Regions from separate parts of the Homo sapiens genome. Here region 1 is linked to region 2. The links are chromatin contacts, found by Hi-C in ENCODE. All regions are on one chromosome and are shown on one strand. The core of a region is the stretch at or near the end of the contact, and the rest is flanking DNA. Distances in the headings are between cores, read along the strand shown.

Evidence for each region. A loop is a pair of places that touch in the nucleus more often than their neighbours do. Pooled maps may share reads with other maps.
Region 1: a loop to region 2 is called in a pooled map, with 4 times the contacts of the local background. The contact joins two enhancer-like sites. A Hi-C loop is called at or near these places in 2 of 37 single-sample maps with no recorded cell type and 2 of 50 pooled maps.

Annotation. Positions count from the first base shown.
Region 1 is chr14:69,692,977-69,696,628 of GRCh38, forward strand. The region is part of intron 2 of SUSD6 (sushi domain containing 6); the gene reads left to right. Among named protein-coding and RNA genes, the nearest start is that of SRSF5, 72 kb to the right of the region's middle. RefSeq lists an enhancer at 1,510-1,559. Within about 2 kb of position 1,575, at least 21 of the 41 ENCODE cell types and tissues checked have a DNase peak (open chromatin) inside an H3K27ac peak, as active enhancers do.
Region 2 is chr14:69,352,702-69,356,597 of GRCh38, forward strand. GALNT16 (polypeptide N-acetylgalactosaminyltransferase 16) reads left to right here. Exons shown (of 15, transcript NM_001168368.2): 15 at 1-1,765. Among named protein-coding and RNA genes, the nearest start is that of ERH, 44 kb to the right of the region's middle. RefSeq lists enhancers at 1,513-1,612, 1,643-2,142. Within about 2 kb of position 1,835, at least 8 of the 41 ENCODE cell types and tissues checked have a DNase peak (open chromatin) inside an H3K27ac peak, as active enhancers do.

The sequences.
Region 1 (3,652 bases), core at 325-2,824, 340 kb after region 2:
AATGGCTGATGAGGAAAAAATAAGCATTCTCTGCTTTTTCTTAAGCCTTTAACTGCCACTGTCAAGGGAAACAGTAACACTTGCTAATACACGTGGAATAGCCTGGCTCCCTACCTCCATTGTCATCCCACCATCTGGAGGTGGAGGTAGGAGACAGCTGTGGGCTCTGCTCTATAGGTCACTGTACTGACCTATAGCAGTGGTAGTGGCTTTGGGCACTGAGTGGGCTAGCCCTGTACCTGGAGCAGCAGGATAAAGGAGAATGGTCCTCTGGCCTGCCCCTCCTTGTAGCAGTGGTAACAGTGGGAGGGGGAGGGGTTCCCAGCCCCAGCTGGCAGCCTGTTTCCCTGGGTCCCTGAGCTGCAAGAACAAGAGGAGGTGAAAGGGTAACAGGCCATATGGAGTCCATTTGTCAGCCAAGAGCAGCCTGGGCTGTATTGTCGAGAACGGGAAGTGAAAAAGGAGCCGGCTTATTACTGAACTGGAACAAGGAGAGAGCAAACAACACCCCCCAAAGTGCTTATCCTGCTCTGTTTTCTGCCTGCCCCCTCTCCAAATATCCAGAAATTTCTGAAATAATCCTTTTTCTTTTTACCAAAGCCTTTGCCCATTCCAAAAATCAGAGATAAGGGTTTAGTTTGCTACATGAAAATTTATCAGTGCCTAGTAATGTGCCAGGCATGATACAAGACCCTTTCAAGTATGCAGTTTTGTTAGTCTTCTAAAAAAACCTGTGGAGCTGGATATTGGCTGCTAAGGACTAAGGCTCAGAGGAGTTATGACAGTTGACAAGGCTGCAGAGCAGGCCCCTGGGTCAAACCCAGATTCATCTGTCTGACCCCCAAGACTATGCTCTTACTCCATGTGGCTCTGGTCCTGTTAGGTAGGCAGTGTATTTTCACAGTTAGGTACCAATTTGGAGAATACAAATTGTACCCTGGAGAGGGATGCTCTTTGCCGTTGTCTGTTATTGACTCATCTCAAATCAAAAATCATTGTGGCTCATTGCAGTTGAAAACAAGACAGTGTTTTGAAATAAGGACAAAATTTTGCAAGTCACGTTGGTTTTCTACTAAGCATCTACTATCTCCTGGATTATTTGTCAGGTACTAGGGATACAAAAATGAGCAGAACAAGTCTCTGCCCTATGGCTTAGATGTGTGGGTTGGTGGTTATTGGGGAAATGGAGGAAGGACCAACCTGTGAGAAAACCTGCAGAGACTACAACATGGTGATAGGTTACAAATAGGAGTGAAGATGATGTAATGGGAACCCAGAGGAGGAATAATAAAGCTGCTGTTATTGAACACTTAGTATGTGACAGACCCATTACCAGGTACTTTACCTGCATAGTTGTGATTAACCTTTTGAATCCCCATGTTAAAAATGAGGAAACTGAGGAATAGGAAGATCTCCCCAGGACTACCCAGTGGGTAACTGTTGGAGCAGTGTGCAACCCCAGGCCGTGAAGTCTCAGCCCAAGCTGGTAAGCTCCACCCTGTGCTGCTCATTGTTTCTCTCTGGCCATGCCTGGGAAGGTGGCCTTGGAACCTTGGAGATGGGTGGGGTTCCAGCTGACTGCATGTGCTTTCAGTTCAGGGTTTCTAGGCTGGGAGAGAAACAGTACTTTTGACTGAATGACTAAGGACTTTAGAGGCTTAGGTGCCACTAAAAGCACTTTCTTTTATTGAACGCTGTGCCTCAAACATGAAAACTCCAGGTGACAGGAGTTTTTATGTTTGAGGCAGGGTGCAGTAAAAGAAAGTGCTTGTTGGCTCTGAGGCCTCTGGCTGGCATTTTCCCTCTCCTGTGAGGGGGAGGAAGTGAGGGGCCCAGGCCTAAAACAAGATGGACAGGTCCGAGGCCTGTCCCACCTGTCAGTTGCTGATCTTCCGAGGAGGGCTTAGGTTGAGCCTCTCTTAGGAAGGCAGTGGTGGGGGCCCGAGAAGAGCCACAGGAGGTATCCTGAGCCATGGGTGGTTTCTCCCTGTGTTCTCCCACCCCAGCTCTGGTGCCACACCCTGAAAAAGGCTTGAGCTACTGCAGGCTGGCTCTCCCCCAGTGAGTGGGAAGTTCTCATGAGAAAAGGGATCCTGACTGGACAATAGGCTTCCTGTCTGACTGCTAGGAAGATTTGTCTCATAGGAGAGGAAGGTTGCAAATGGCATGAGAAACCATCTCACTTCCCTCTCACTGCAGCCTGTTTTAGACTTGACTATTTGGCGGGATCGGGAAGCCAGAAGGCTGGGCAGAGCCATGGACCAGAGCAGCCCCAGGTATCTCTTAAGTAGTGGGACTCCTGCCTGTTTTCCGGCTCTCACCACAAGTCCACAGCAGGAATCTGTCCCAATGCAGGAATTTCTGCATGGACAGGATGATCTCTAGCCCCTCACACCTTGTGCTGTATCCAAAACCACAATGGTTGCAGGACTTTTGCGAAGGAACCTTGGAGAGGTAGTGAGGCCCGCCAACTTTAGACAAATTTGCAAATGTCAGAAGAGATCTCAGAGGTGATCTGGTTCATTGCCTTCATGTATTGAAACTGAGGCCCAGAGTCTACGGGCAGTACCCAGTTTGTCCTTGTCACTGGACTCTGCCATCTGTGGCTCCCTTGACAGATTATGGGTGTGAGAGAAGCCTGACTCCGAGACCCTCTGATACTGCCCAGTGCTGTGGAATGGGAATACAGCCTTCTGGGGTTCAAATCCTAACTGTGCCACCCACCTGCTGGGTGAAATTGAGCAAGTATCTCAACCCCTGGCTCATCTGTGTAATGCATTGTTATGTTTCTAGAGGGTTTTTTGTGAAACTTAAATGAGTTACATATGTAAAGTGCTCAGATAGTGCCTGGCCTGTAGTCAGTGAACACAAGCTGTTGTTATTAGGAGGCTTCAGAAGAAACCTTTTGACCATATCAGATGTCATCACTTGTTTTTTCTTCTTTGTATTTGTCTGGAATGCTCTAATTCCAACTTGCCTGGGAGGCTTTCTTTAGGGGAATCACCTCCCCTTTGAAAAAGGCTGTTCATACTGGGTATAACTCTTTCTTTTATATGCTGTACGAAGTAGCTGGATGTCTCCAAAGCCATAGGCTGAGCACATCAAATGGGGAAATGAGCCACAAAACAGAACCTGGCAGGTTTCCTGATGCCCTGCCCCCCTCAGCAGGCCCCGGCTTAACTGAGTGGTCAGGCTTGCAGCTTAGAAGCCAGAGTTCCTGGTGAATCCAGCCCTGCCAATTACAAATGTGTGGCTTGAGGCAGATCACTCAACTCAGTTAAGCCTTATTGTCCTTATCTGTAAAGTGGAGAAAATATAGTACCTGCTTCATGTAGAGAGAGAACCCAGAAGAGTACTTGGCACAGGTAATAAACTATCTGTTTGCAATAATTACTGTTTTCCTTATTCCAAAACAAACAGAACTATACATTTAAACACCTTTGTTCTCTGTATTGACCTTGCTTTTTCTCTGGATCTCTTTGCTTCTACAAACCATTGAAGGCTAGAAGTAGAAATATAACCTTTATATATAAGAAAGGGTTTTGAGAGCAAGCACATAAATAGTGCTTTTCTAAATAACTTTAAGAGACCCTTAGTGCTAAATGCCTCCTTCTTTCCACATCTTCAGCCTCACATTTCATGCCCTGTCGTG
Region 2 (3,896 bases), core at 585-3,084:
TGTCAGAGATGCCAAGCCCAGGGTGGCACTGGGTTGGGTGGGGACGGATGGTGTCTTGGCAGCAAAGGATGGGTAATTTGCAAATGAACATGGATAGAAGAGCAGCAAAGCACCAAAAGAACAAGGTCTCTTACCCAGGACACAGTCCCTTCCACACTTTACCAGCCCCAGGGTCTGAGCCCGACGCTGCCTCTTCCGGTCCTGTGCCTGTGGGTGCCCACATTCTTAGCAAGAGGCTGCAGAGGGATCTTTAGGGGAAGATTCGGGCGTAGTTTATTAAACAGACTCCACTTCTATTTGGCCATGTGTCAGGCTGAGACCTCTCTCTCGGGCATTAATGAACAGCTAGTGCCCTGTCCCTGCCGCCAGGACCCACTGAAAGGACGGGTAGCCACACACATCCCTGAGTAGTCCCAGCCTCATTTGTCATTTTTGACTCCTGCTTTCTCAAAGGTTTTTGCCTCTGTCAATACAGCATCATGGGTGGTTGGAAAGAAGGGAACTTCCCTTCTGGACCAAGAACAGCCCCTAAGTCATTAGGGTTCAACCTCACCCTTATTCCCCTCCCCGCTACAGGAGCCCCTAAGTCATTAGGGCTCAACCTCACCCTTATTCCCCTCCCTACTACAGGAGGGATTTTCTTGAAGGGTCAGCTATTGCACTGTGCTGGGAGGCTGGCTGTGGCTCCTGTTTGTGAAGAGAACTCCCAGTTCCTTTTCACAGCCGCTGAGAACACATCCACACATCTACCCCACGGCCTTGTCTTGGAACTGCTCCTGCTATCCCCACACCCTGCTTCCTCACCCCACTGGCTCTTGGGCAAATGACTGTTGGTACCAGGACCCTGGGGGTCTCCCCTACAAAGCAGACCAGCCTGGGGCAGATATACCTACCACAGGAGCCCCCTGTCTTTCATAGGCCAAGGATCCACATACCCATAGAGTTCATGGATTCTAGAGGGTCTAGGAATCTCTTGAAATTGTCCCTAAAATACTGCATGTGTGTGCATACATGCATTTTCCTGGGGAAAAAGTCCATGGCTTCTAAAAGAGGTCCCTGATCCCCAAAGGGCCTGAACCTCTGCTCTGGATTGAAGCCACTGTCTGCCCAAGCTGCCACCCCCTAATCTTCCTCCCTGGCGTGCTCAAACTGCCATCGCCTGCTCCCTCCACACGGCCCTTGGGGTCAGCAGCCAAGTGTCTGTGGTCCGCAGCACCTGCTCTGGAGGGCTCTCCAGCAGTTTCGCCTCCTGACTCTCACCAGCGTCCTCTCGGCAGCACTCCCGTGCCCAAGTGCACCCCTCTGGACTTGCCAGCGCAGGCCCCTTCGCTCCCAGGGCCATGCTTTGCCTGTCCTCTGTCGTGATGTTTCTTCCGCAGCCAGGTGCAGCCTCAGATCCCCTGTTCATCTGGGAAGCCTCCTGCCACAGCTTAGGACAGAACTGGGCCCAGGGCAAAGGCCTCTCCCCAGAGGATGGACTAGAAGGCCTGGGCCACACTCGGGCATGGACCTTTGGGGCTGGGGAGCCGGGGCTGCGCCTGTTGAATGTAAGAGGACTGCTGACCAGAGGGCCTTCAAGAGGGTCTCTCTGTCCTTTGCTGTGGTCAGATCAGGCTCTGCACTTATCAGCCGGTCCTTTGTGGCAACGCAGCCCTGTTCTGTTTTTGCTTTTCCTCTTCTTGACCAAAGCATGTGCCACTAGCTGTCCTTGAGGACCTCGTCTTTATGAAACACACACCTGGAATAAAACCACTTCTTACATGTCCACATGCACCAGCGCCTTCCTTTCTGCCTCCAGGCCTAGCCCTTCAGCACACCCTCCCCCGCCTCGTGGGGAAAGTCCGGGCCTCCTTTCTGTAAAAGTGAAACTGAACATGCTCAAGTCTAGCCCTGTCCTGCACCTGGTAGCTTGCTCGTCGGCCTCCATGCCCTGTGGTGCCCCAGGAACTCCTGACTGCTCTGGTGGGGGCCAACAGGTGGCCCTACTGCAAGGGCAGGCCTTGGACCAAAACCAGGAATCAGCACAGGTCAGGTGGAGCCCAGGCTCCTGTGGCCTCATTATGGGATTCTACTTGGGGCTTAGAAATGGAAAGCAAATTGCTTCTCCAAATAGGTATTGCCCTGCCGCCGTGCTTGCCTTTAGCCAGCCCTCTCTCCTTCCCTGTGAGCCAGGCCTGTCCCCTCGGAGCTGCCCTCCCCTGCTCTACCACACAAGAAGGCAGTGGTACAAATTCAGGCAGGACATACTTCCTGGGTAAAAACAGCAAAATAATTCTGAAAAGAGTCTTACCAGACCAGCTTTGCTTGATTGGGTAGCAGATGCTCTGCCTAATGTTCCCATGGAAACCAATGGAAAACCCCCACCATGTCTGTGATCAGAAGCTGAACCTACCCAGGTAAAAATAAACGCTGCTTCAACATACATATGAACTGCAGCTGGCAGGCCAGCACACCACTAGCCTCTCCTGGACGCAACCATTTCTGCCCTCAGCCCCACTTTGCCGTGGGGCTGCTGATCTGGAGTTACCCAGAACTTCTGACCCCTGGGCCTGAGGAGCCTGGAGCAAAGCCCTAGCTGGCTGCAGAGAATACACCTTGGCTACAATGTCCAGCTTGGTCTGGGCTTAGGAGCAAGTCACTGTAAAAGACCTTGGCTGCAGCCTCCATTCCCCCATCCACCCCTCCGTCCTCTCAGGGAGCACAGCCCACCACCCACCGCCTACTCAGGGCTCCCTCCTGGCGCGCTGAGCCCCATTTCCACTCTCCATCTATTTTCACCCTCAGCCTTGGAGGGCTCTGGTGCTTGCTTCTCCTGAGTCAGGCTCTCTCCTCTTGCTTGCTCTCCTCCAAACCTACCTCTCCCAAAGCCCATTTTCTGTGCCACCCAGTTTTTTCCCTAGGAGATAAGGCTGTCAGCCTTTAGCCAGGCCCTGGAGGAATCAGCAAAAGCCCCAGGCTGGGTATTAACAGTTACGTCACTGGCAGGAGAGTCCCCCGAAAGCCTATGGGCAGGGCAGCAGAAGGGACTTCTGCACCAGGGCCAGACTCCCATTTGTACAGCAGGGAGCTGTTCCTGAGGATCCCTGGGCCTCTGTGACTTGGCTTCAGTTTTTACAAGGGCTGTTCCCCCTGGCCCCTCAGGAAGGCTGTCTCCATCTGCAGTTGGGAGAAATAACCTGGACAATATGACTGTCGTCCCAGGGTTCCAGCACCCCAAGGCCTGCGGGGGATGTCTCCCAGCACTGCATGGGGTGTGGTCCTTCTCCCACCAGGGAACAGGAAAGGAAACCTGGAAGGGAAAGGCTGGCATTTATAACGTCTGTAATTTCATTGCCAACAATGTTCTCAGTGTGTTTGGTATTTGTGTGTCCCTGTGATGGTCTGAGTCAGTGCTCCTCCAGAAGGAGGGGGCAACCCAGCCAGCTTCTCTAATGGGAAGAGGTCTTCACTGCCAGGCACTTAGGAAAGACCTGGAGATGGATCAGGGGAGGGCCTACTCTCCTGGGCTTGCAGCTGGGCTGTCTGAGTAGCCGACCTGGACTGAGGCTCCAGAGCCATCTGAGGACAATTTCTCCTGCTTAATTCAGCCCTGTGAAGCGTGGAGAAGAGTGTACTAGGGGTGCGGACTCTTGGGTCTTTAAGACCCATTCAAGCCAGGCGCAGTGGCTCACACCTGTAATCCCAAATATTCAGGAGGCTGAATTGGGAGGGTCCTTTGAACCCAGGGGAGTTCGAGACCAGCCTGGGCAACATAGCGAGACCCTATCTCTATAAATAAAAATTCAAATCAACTTCAAAAAATACCCATTCAGCTGGATCCCTCACTACTCTGCCATTTGCCAGCTGTGAGCTCTTTTTTTTTTTTTTTTTTTGAGACAGAGTGTTGCTCTGTCACC